3 separate regions of the Homo sapiens genome follow, and regions 1 and 3 are each linked to region 2. Evidence: chromatin contacts called from ENCODE Hi-C or POLR2A ChIA-PET data. All regions are on one chromosome and are shown on one strand. Each heading gives the region's core, a stretch centred on a gene start or an enhancer-like site at or near the end of the contact. The rest is flanking DNA. Distances are from core to core; before and after follow the strand shown.

Region 1 (3,308 bases), core at 534-3,033, 110 kb before region 2:
GATTGCAGAACTAAATGTGAAAAGCAAAACAATCGTCTAGTAGACCACATAGGAAAATATGATGGGGGTAAGGGAAGATTTCCTAAGGCACATGCACATGCACACACACCCAATCCACTAACCTAAAGAAAATAATTGAACTACATAAAACTTGGAAACTTCTCAGCCAGGCGAGGCGGCTCACGCCTGTAATCCCAGCACTGTGGGAGTCTGAGGCAGGTGGATCACTTGAGCTCAGGAGTTGGAGACCAGCCTGGGCCACATATCAAAACCTTGTCTCTACAAAAAATACAAAAGTTAGCCAGGCCTGTTGACCTGTGCCTATAGTCCCGGCTATTTGGGAGGCTGAGGTGGGAGGATCTCTTGAGCCTGAGAGGTCAAGGCTGCAGTGAGTCCTGATGGCACCACTGCACTCCGGCCTAGGTGACAGAGTGAGACCCTGTCTAAAAAAAAAAAAAAAAAAAAAAAAAAAAAATCTAATCATCAACACCATTAAGAGTGAAAAGGCAAGCCACAGAGTGTGTTCATATCCCTAATATATAAAGAAATTCCACAAATCAATAAGAAAAAAGGCAGACAACTCCATAAGGAAAAAAAAAAAATGAGCCAGGGACTCGAAAGAACACTTAACCAAGGAAGCTATCAGAATGGGCACCATACACATGAGAAGGTTCTCAGCTTCATTAGTTATTAGAGAAAAGCAAAGCAAAGCAGTAGTGCAATACCACCACACACCCATCAGAATAGCTGAAGTTATAGAGTTAAAATGCCAAGAAGGCTGAAGCTGGAAGCCATGAAAACCCTTACACACCGCTGGAGTGTGTATATTATTTCAGCCTCTTAGCATAACTGTTGGGCATTACTTATTGATGATAGATATACCCTATGTCCCAGCAGTCCCACTCCAGGACAAACTCATGCAAACGTGCATCAGAACCACGTACCAGAAAATTCATAGTAGCATTACTCAGAATAGCCCTAACTGAAAACAACTTTGATGTCTATCAACAGCAGAATAAGTAATTTATGGTATAATATATACAATGGAATTCTCTTCAGCAGCAAAAGCAAACAAACCATCTCTGTATGCAACCTGGATGGACTCCAGACATAATATAGACTCCATGAAACTAGGCCAAAAAAAAAAGCATACTGCATGATTCTATTTATAGCAAAAGCAAGCAAACCGAATTTGTAGTGTTGAGTTCGCGGTTGCCTTTTGGGAAAGAGGGAGGCTTTCAGAATAGCGGTGTTTTGGATCCCGGTGTCGGCTACGCAGCTGTGTTCACTCTGGTCATTAATCACTGTAAATTCCTGATATGCACACTTTTATGTATATCACATTTCATACATATGAATATTCAGAAGTCTAAAGGTCACAAGCTTAACCGCAAACCCTACCGTGCCCGAGGCCGGGCTGGACTTGCGGGGCGGTGGGGTTGTCCCGGCGACCTGCCCCAGGCGGGCCACCTAGCCCGGGATCTCACACTGTAGCCCGGAGCCAAGGCCCAGGCCCGGGGCGGGCACCTGAACTGCTGGACCCTTCACTGAACCCCACGGGTTCCCGCGACGGCTGGTGGAGGGAGGACAGTCACCGCTTCCCCTCCCACCTCGAGGTGCGCTAATGCATGAGAAAGTTCCCCTCGGGTGTTTCCACATTCGCCTTAACTTTTAAACACCAACGTCTGGAATCAGGGGTCCTCCAGACTCCGAAACACACCCTAGGAAACAACCCAGAACGAGACACATCCCCTGTGCGCGCGCCACGACTTCCGGCAAGAACGCCCCCGGAGGCGTGGCTCTTCGATTGCTTCGGCCTGGCGGTCGAGCTGCGCGCGCACTCGGCGGCTGCGATTGGTGCTGCCTGGCGGCGGGGCGCGGGGCACGCTGGGACGTCTCGCTGGCGGGAGGCCACGGGCTTTCCACAGCGCGGGGGAACGGGAGGCTGCAGGATGGTCAAGCTGACGGCGGAGCTGATCGAGCAGGCGGCGCAGTACACCAACGCGGTGCGCGACCGGGAGCTGGACCTCCGGGGTGAGTCCGGGGGCGTGGGCGGCCAGTCCCCAGGCGGCACCGAGCCGCCTTATTTTCCGCGCTTTGCCGCGTGCACCGAAGGCCGGAGCTTGGCCCGCGGGCCGGTTGTCTGGGCTCCGACCGGGCTGCGCAGGGAACGCCGGGCCTGATTCTTGCCGTTGTTGCCAGATGAGCATCCGGTTAAGCTCCTGGGAGCCTTCTGTTAGCGCCGTGCCTCTTGACAGGCACGGGTGACTTCATTACTTCCTGGTGCGTCCTCGTGGGGCCCTGTTAGGCCTTGCTTGGCTGTTTCGCCGCTGGCTGTTTGAGGGCCCGGAAGAGCGGCTCATTAATGGTTGTAACGCAAGTGCAGGGCGCGGGATTGGTTCTTAATACTTGCCGCCAGATGATATTTTGAGCGTAGATAGGATATGTGTTCATTATTCCTAATGTGAGGGAGGAAACTAAGTCCCCGAACAACCGCGATTGTTTCCTCCAGTATTTTCTACTTAGTAGCTTTAATTGTCTGGCGTTTCCCCTATATGAAGACGTTTTAAAAATTGAACTGTGTCACCCAGGCTTGCACCGCCGGGTGCTGTGTGTAAGTTGTGGAAGCGCTCGCAATTATTCAGATTCCTGTACTATTTCAACCTTAGCAAGACTTGGTAAGATACTGGGAGGGCAGCTAGCTAGTTGGCATTTCAGGAGACGGCTTTAAAAGGGACGTGATAGAGCAACTTCTCTGAGGATAAGACCATGCTGTCGTAGCCTGAGATTTGTTCCCATGGGGACCTATGGCCTCGGAGCAGCATCGCTGCGGGATCTGCTTAGATTTCTTGCCGACCTTTGGGAAATCCCACTGTTTTGTGTTGTGTTGTGTTGAGATGGAGTCTCGCTCTTTCCGCCCCAGCTGGAGCGCAGTGGCGTGATCTCGGCTCACTGCAACCGCCGCCTCCCCGGTTCAGGTGATTCCTGTGTCTCAAGCCTCCCGAGTAGCTGGGAATACAGGCATGCGCCACCACGCCCGGCTAATTTTTTGTATTTTTAGTAAAGACATGGTTTCTCCATGTTGGTCAGGCTGGTCTCGAACTCCCGACCTCAGGTGATCCGCCCGCCTTGGTCTCCCGAAGTGCTGGGATTACAGGCTTGAGCCACTGCGCCCGGCCCAACTCACCACTTTTGATGATCTCTGCCATTTCTCTTTATGGAGCATGTGCAGTGTTGAGAATACGTATTTTGATGCAGTACGTGTAGTACAGCTCTGAATTGTGTCCTTTAACTTTGGGTAAGTTCTT
Region 2 (3,544 bases), core at 394-2,893:
ATGTCCTCACCAGCATTTCGCGTCGCTCCTCTCGGCCCTTCTACTAGGTGTGTCGTGGCATCTCGTTGTTTGAATTTGCATCTCCCTGATGACATATGATGACTTTCACATGCTTTTTTCTACCATCTGTGTAACTTCGGCAAGGTGCTTGTTAAAGCCTTTGGCTACTTTTTAATTGGGTTGTTTTCCTATTTTTGAGTTTAGAAATTCTTTGTATATTTTAGATAAGTCTTATAAGTCTGTGAATATTTTCTTTCAGTCTGTGACTTGTCTTATTCTCTTGGCAGTGTCTTTTGCAGAGCAGAAGTTTTTAACTTTAATTAAGTCCAGTTTATCAATTCTTACATGGAGTGTGTCTTTGGTGTTGTGTCTAGAAAGTCATCACCAAACCCAAGGTTGTCTAGATTTTCTCCTCTGTTTTCTTTAGGAGTTTTGCAGTTTTGCCTTTTGCATTTAGGCCTGTGATCCTGTGAAGGGTAAGGTCTGTGTCTCGTTTCATCTTCCTGCATTTGGATGTCCAGTTGTTCCAGCCCCAAGGGTTGAAAAGCCTGTCACTTCTCCGTGGGATTGCTTTTGTTGGTTGCCTATGCTCTGAAAACTGTTCATATTGCTTCCCTGGGAATTTGACACTATGGAATTTAAAGCTTTACTAGCTTCCCTTCCCCACCCACCCTTCCCCAGAAAAACAAACCCACTCCCTCTTCTTCCCTCAGTCCCCTCTCCAGTGTTTTTCTTACCCTCTTTTTTGAAAGAAAACTTTCAGAATGGTGCCTTTGTGAGGTAGCTGTGAAGTGAGAGTCCCCCCTCAGACTTCATATGAACTGGAGATGGCAGACGTGGAGTCTTCAGCCTCACAGGGGTCGTGCTCAAAACCTAGGGTCCAAACCTGTGGCATTTAACCCCACCGCACTCAACACTGTGTAATGACAGAAACACTGACAGTTCTGAGTGTAACGCATGACCCAAAGCTGGGTTGGGACCCCAGGGCTTCTAGAGCAGTTGCTCTTCCTCCGAGGACTCAAGTGGTGGAGCTGGGCTGCGGGAACCCTTGCTCCCCGCCCACAGCGCCACTGTGCTGTCCCCACTCACCAGGCCTCCACTGTCCCAGCGCCGCTGGAGTCTTTAGGCGGTGGTGGGGGTGGTTGGGTTTTTTAAGTAAGACATTTCTTCATTAAATGCTATACGTTAACACGGCGTTGAATGTCTTTATGTCGAATAAGATTCTACAAAAAGTCAGGTGTAGATGAAAAATATCCTAGAAGGAGGTGAATCTGTAGGTCATATTTGACCCACAGATATACTTTGGCTTGTATTTCTTTTTTCTCTCTTTTCCTTTTCTCTGTCCCTTTCCCTTTCTCTCTCACTTGAACTGGTTGCCAGCACTTCAGTTAGACTTGACACAGAACAGCTGGATTTCTAGCTTCCCTTTAAACCCGGCTGCACTGGGCCTGTGTGGCACGTCCTGGTCCCCCCGAGCTCCATCCCTTCTGGCTTACATCCACCTTGTCCCTGTAAGTTTGTTTTTAATTTTATTTTTGATTTAGTTTGTGCTTTGGCAGTCCCCTAGACTAGAGCTTATATCACGTTCTCGTAGAGACATGTTGGGTCACGTGTGACGCTGGTGTGTGGTCCGTGTTGACTGGAGTGGAGAGGGTGCTGAGAGAGCACGGGCGTGGAGGCCAGAGGGCCATACCTGGTGCTGGGTGGGCCGGGTTTAGAAACACCTTGGGAGAGAAGCCTGGTGGCCGCTTCGTGGCAGGCCCGGGCTGGGACTCTTTCGCCCGCCACGCTCGCCGGCTCGATCTTGTGTTCGCGCTTGTTTCTTCTCTGTACGTGACATTTGGGCTTTCACTGCCTGGTACGGCGCCTTTCACGGGAGCGTTCAGTAAATATTGAGTGCCGTGTGTGCACAGGACCTCATCTGTTTAAAGATGGTTCTGCATGTATTCATCCTGCATCATGCTGCCACGTCTGCCACTTCATTTTTTTTTTGTTAAGGCGATGCCTGGTGCATTCAACTGATTGCCCCAGATCAGATGTTTGTGAAGGGAAGACATGGGAGTTTAGATAGTTTTCGGACTGCAGATAAGGGTCTCCTACCACAGTCTCTGCTGATGATGTAGACATGGAATGTTCAGTTGCAAAATATATTGTTTCAGTTTTATCGCTTTACTTATAGTCTTATGCAGAAGCCTTGAATTACTAGCAACAGCTTTTGTTTTACTTTGCTAAGCTTAATTCTCAAAATTATTTTGAAATGAGTCAGGCTTCTCTAAAAGGTGTTTAGGTTTCAGAATTAGTAACCATTCAGGACTCATTCATAATAATTCTCTTTTTTTTTTTAACCACTAAAGTCCCAGCTTAATTTCCATGACAATTTCAGTTTTTAAAACACAAAACGTAATCCTTGAACTTAATTAGATGAAAATTGGCAAAGCCTACACAAAACTAATTAGGAAAGACCTAGCAGGGACAGTGGGATAACCATGCGTCCTGAGAGTCTGGACCGCCACCGTTTATGCTGGTGGTCTCGGCCTGATTATTAACAGACCCACTCTTTCATCTCACAAGGTCCTGCTTGGGACAGTAAGTTACCCGTGGAGCCTACCTGGAAGCATATGAGAATGTAATTTAAATGTTTAAAACTCGTGACTGGCTACCAGCAGTTACGGTCTCTTGACATTTAGACAACGCTTACTTTCTTTGAACCACTTTTCAGGACAAAAGGGTGAGAAAACCACTTCTCTGTAATGAACTGAAACGCTGCCTAAGTCCGAATGGGAAGTTGTCGCTCTGTAGCAGTGATGGTCTGTAGCTGAGGCTGAACCGTGTACGTGCTGAAGGACAGTCATGTAAACAGTTAACAGGAAGAACGAGGACTTAATGAGAATGTTGGCTCTCCTTGCAGCGGACAAGAAGGACATTTGCTAATGAAGACTGTGGAAGGTATTTGTTAACCAAAGATTAGATATGGGTAGTTGATGGTTATTCCCAGCTGGGCTAGAAGTTCCTGGGAATAGCGTGACCTTGGTATTAGCCCCTCTCAGATTCACTGGAGAATGACGCAGAGCCCTGAAACATCTCACAGGAAGGGAGATGGCTTTGCTGGAGTTGAAGGATATGGAGGCACTTTTTATAACAAAGATTAAGGGTTGTTTCATGGACAGTGGAAATTAAATGAAGTCATCAGTGCCACTATAAGCATCTTAAGAAGGTTTCTTTGCTGAGTTTTTTTTAAGCAAGGAATACTCTTGTGAGTATTAAGTTAACCTGTCTAGATTGAGTTGTGTTTTCTTCTGCAGTACTTCTAACTTTCTGTTTTATAATATTCTTCTAGGTGATGTGCCAAATTATAGATTATTGAAATACCTTATAATAAAATCCTCTTAAACTTTGAATTTGGTACTATCAAAATATTCTGGAGTTTTGTTTGTTTGTTTGTTTGTTTGTTTTCTTTTTTGAGATGGAGTCCTGCTCTGTTGCCCAGGCTGGAGTGCAGTAGTGCCATCTGGGCTCACTGCACCCTCCGCTTCCCAGGTTCAAG
Region 3 (3,410 bases), core at 883-3,382, 88 kb before region 2:
ATGGATTGAAAGCCGGCAACAACAAATCTTTGCAATTTAGGATCTTCTTCCATAACTAAGTTTTGTGGGTTTTTTTTCTTTTCTTTTCTTTCTTTTTTAGACAGTCTTGCTCTGTCATCCAGGCTGTGGAGTGCAGTGGTACAATCTTAGCTCACTGCAACCTCTGCCTCCCAGGTTCAAGCGATTCTCCTGCCTCAGCCTCCCTAGTAGCTGGGATTACAGGCGCCCGCCATCACACCTGGCTAATTTTTGTATTTTTAGTAGAGACAGGGTTTCACCATGTTAGCCAGGCTGGTCTTGAACTCCTGACCTCAGGTGATCCATGCACCTCGGCCTCCCAAAGTGCTGGGATTACAGGCGTGAGCCACCGTGCCTGGCCAAATTTTTTTGTAGAGATGGGATCTTGCTGTGTTGCCCAGGCTGGTCTTGAACTCCTGGCCTCAAGTGATCCTCCTGCCTCAGCCTCCTAAAGTGCAATAGGATTACAGGCAAGAGCCACCACTCCTGGCCCACTGCAACATTCTTGAAGCTCTCAAGTCTTCATCTGACACCTTGTCAAGATGGGGAACTCTTGTGTTAAACCATCCTGTTAAGTTACTGTATAAAAATAAAACTGCTCCCAAGCATTGATTGAAACTGTTTTGGTATGAGTTTCCTGAGAGAAAAGTGAGGCCCTAACCATTTTTTTCCATGAACTATGACCCCAGTACGGTATACCTAATGTCCTTCACAGCCTAACAAAATAGTTGAGGCAACCCTGCTCATCCTGTCTAGTTTATCAGTATTTAGATGTAAGGCGGATTTAAAGCTAATCTGGGACTGAGAATTGCAACTAATTCCATAGAAGTCATTCAATTTAGCACATAAATGTTCCTGCAAGATGCCAGAGCAAGTGAGAAATCATCTGTAGCAAAGCAAAGAGTGGTGATGGTTCATCACCTTTTACAACGGAAAGGCAAACATGAAGAAGGAAATTCTCCCTCCTAAAATTCCTCATTAAATCGATAAGCTATCTTCACAGCCTTTATGGATAACATCCAGAGTCCTCGGTTCATCTGAGGAGTCCATTTTCAAGGTGGCCAACAGGGAAGAAGAGCTTTCAGGCTTCTCTTTGCTATGGCTCATGAATGCCAGGTCCCCTTTATTGCTTTCTGAACACACTGCTGGGAAAGCTTGATGAGGTCAGTGCTCAAATCCCTGCAGCTGTCCCCCTTGAGGAACTTCTTGGCAAACCTGCATTGAAGAAACACTGATTGCGTTCACGCTTCATGTCATGGTTTGCCTTCCCCACACTGCTCCTGGCGACAGTGGTGACGCAGCACTCGGATGTTGTCACCTATTCATTATTTTTTCAGTTCTATTCCCAATTCCCAACCCTTCTTTTGAAACACAGCTAGGTATGTGCACTTCAAATGCTCCAGAAAAACCCAAGGTCACATTTCAAATAGGATGGTTATGGTCACCATAAAGGTGGTGACGTTTGAGTGGTGGAAGAGGGTGCGGGACGGCGTTGCAGGCAGAGGAACACAGCCAGGACACTATTATAAGTAACTCTGTGATCGTGTCTTGTGGTGATACAGTATAATTCAACACAGGTTAGAGCAGTTACTATGATCGTTCTTTCCTAAAAGGCTTTGATTTTGGAGAAAGAACCTTGAGGATCGGTGGGGACTTTCTTGGCCTGAAAGGTATCACCAGCAGCAGGAGCAGGAGGCTGCTCACATTTCGTGTCTTCACTTGGGGTGGACGTTGGCTGCAACCCTCAAATGCTGGGAGTCGTCAACCAACTGAGCCCTGTTGTCCAATGTGCCCCGGGCAAGGATGTGGGTGCAAATCCTGCTTCCGGGCGACCACTGACTTCCTTGGCTTCAGTGTCCAATTAGAAAAAAAAAAGAAAGTAGAAATTCGGTAAGAAATCCGTGAACGAGGTCCGTCCTCCACCCCCGACTCAAGCCAAGAGATAGCACAGAACGTTCCCACACGCGCTGTCCCGGCCCCGGCGAGCGTAGCCGGGATTTCTCCCCCGCCACGCCCCTCGGCCACGCCCCCCTGCGTTTGGCCCAGCGACGGGGCGGGGTCGGCCTGCGATTGGCCGGGACCACGACCGCGTCCGGGCGCGCCACGTGTGCGTAGGAGCGCACCGGAAGCGCCCGGCTGGAGGCGCGGCGGCAGGGCTGGGCGGCGGCGGCGGCGGCGGTCATGGAACGCCAAGAGGAGTCTCTGTCCGCGCGGCCGGCCCTGGAGACCGAGGGGCTGCGCTTCCTGCACACCACGGGTGAGTCGTTGCGGGGCAGCCGGGCGCGCGCCGCCACTTTTGCGACGCGCAGCCATGATGGGTGGGTCGTCCGCCGCTGCACCGGGCGCCGGAGCCTGGGAGGCCTGGGAACGGTCGGGCGTTGGCGCTTACGCGGACCTTGGGCAGCAGGCCCGGACCTTGCGCGGAGGCTTCTCGGGAGCCGCACTTCCCTGGGCGGCTCGGCTGTCCCTTGTTTGCGCAAGTCTTTTTTGCGAACCAAGCCCTTCCTGTGGTAGTTACTGGGGTCACTCGGCCGTTGGCGTTTGCCTCTGGGACCCGTCCCACACAGCCCCATACACACTCCTGACTCCCCGCGCTGTCACCCCTTTCTATGTGGCTCTGAAAGGCCTTTGCCTTCCTGATTCAGATTAGTTGCTCTTCATTCTTCAAAACCCAGTTGCTGTGCCCTCCACACTCTAACTGCCCCCGACTCCCCAGATGGTTGGGAAGTCTCACTTCTCAGTGATCCCTGAATTGTCGCACTTCTTGAGTTCGTGTTTTAACGATCTACTTAGGAGGCTTTTTCCTCAGCCTAGACCATGAAGGCTTTGAGGGCAGGAGTTACACTTTGTGTTTGTTGAGTCTTATGGAAAGGTCAACTAGTAGTGTCATTTTTAGTTTTTTGAAAACTGTTTTTCTTTTCAGTGGGCTCCCTGCTGGCCACCTATGGCTGGTACATCGTCTTCAGCTGCATCCTTCTCTACGTGGTCTTTCAGAAGCTTTCCGCCCGGCTAAGAGCCTTGAGGCAGAGGCAGCTGGACCGAGCTGCGGCTGCTGTGGGTTAGTGCCTGATAACCGAAATGAAAGCGGTGGTTTTGCACCTCCTTTATATTAAGAGTTAGTCTCTTAGTAAAAGTAAGAGGGGCCACACAGGAAGACCCTGTCTCTATTTAAAAAAAAAAAAAATAGCCGGGAGTGGCGGCACGCACCTGTAGTCCCAGCTGCTCAGGAGGCTGAGGCGGGATAATCACTTGAGTCCAGGGAGTCAAAGCTGCAGTGGGCTATGCTCGGGCCACACTACACTCCAGCCTGGGCAATTGATTGAGACCTTGTCTTTAAAAAAAAAAAAAAAAAAAAAGTAGGAAGTATATGGTTCTCGGTGGGGCGCGGTGGC

The links. Hi-C counts contacts between places; a loop is a spot of excess contacts on that map. ChIA-PET counts read pairs that join two places held with the same protein, here RNA polymerase II (POLR2A). Pooled maps may share reads with other maps.
Region 1: a pooled map shows a loop between it and region 2 (2.8-fold over the local background). The contact joins the promoter of SNRPA1-DT here to the enhancer-like site in region 2. A Hi-C loop is called at or near these places in 2 of 37 single-sample maps with no recorded cell type and 7 of 50 pooled maps. POLR2A ChIA-PET finds 5 or more read pairs at or near these places in 4 of 52 experiments (H1, MCF 10A, activated CD4-positive, alpha-beta T cell and 1 more).
Region 3: a pooled map shows a loop between it and region 2 (3-fold over the local background). The contact joins the promoter of SELENOS here to the enhancer-like site in region 2. A Hi-C loop is called at or near these places in 1 of 37 single-sample maps with no recorded cell type and 8 of 50 pooled maps. POLR2A ChIA-PET finds 5 or more read pairs at or near these places in 5 of 52 experiments (A549, Caco-2, H1 and 2 more).

What each region holds. Positions count from the first base shown.
Region 1 is chr15:101,293,823-101,297,130 of GRCh38, reverse strand. It overlaps SNRPA1-DT (SNRPA1 divergent transcript), which reads right to left and starts at 1,783. Exons shown (of 2, transcript NR_186319.1): 1 at 1,402-1,783. It overlaps SNRPA1 (small nuclear ribonucleoprotein polypeptide A'), which reads left to right and starts at 1,883. Exons shown (of 9, transcript NM_003090.4): 1 at 1,883-2,034. The coding sequence starts at 1,953. RefSeq lists enhancers at 1,535-1,624, 1,685-1,734, 2,298-2,929 and a silencer at 1,965-2,154.
Region 2 is chr15:101,187,395-101,190,938 of GRCh38, reverse strand. All of the region lies in intron 2 of CHSY1 (chondroitin sulfate synthase 1), which reads left to right. Among named protein-coding and RNA genes, the nearest start is that of LRRK1-AS1, 37 kb to the right of the region's middle. RefSeq lists an enhancer at 564-1,451. Within about 2 kb of position 1,643, at least 12 of the 41 ENCODE cell types and tissues checked have a DNase peak (open chromatin) inside an H3K27ac peak, as active enhancers do.
Region 3 is chr15:101,276,207-101,279,616 of GRCh38, reverse strand. It overlaps SELENOS (selenoprotein S), which reads left to right and starts at 2,132. Exons shown (of 6, transcript NM_018445.6): 1 at 2,132-2,275; 2 at 2,942-3,076. The coding sequence starts at 2,200. RefSeq lists a silencer at 1,927-2,256.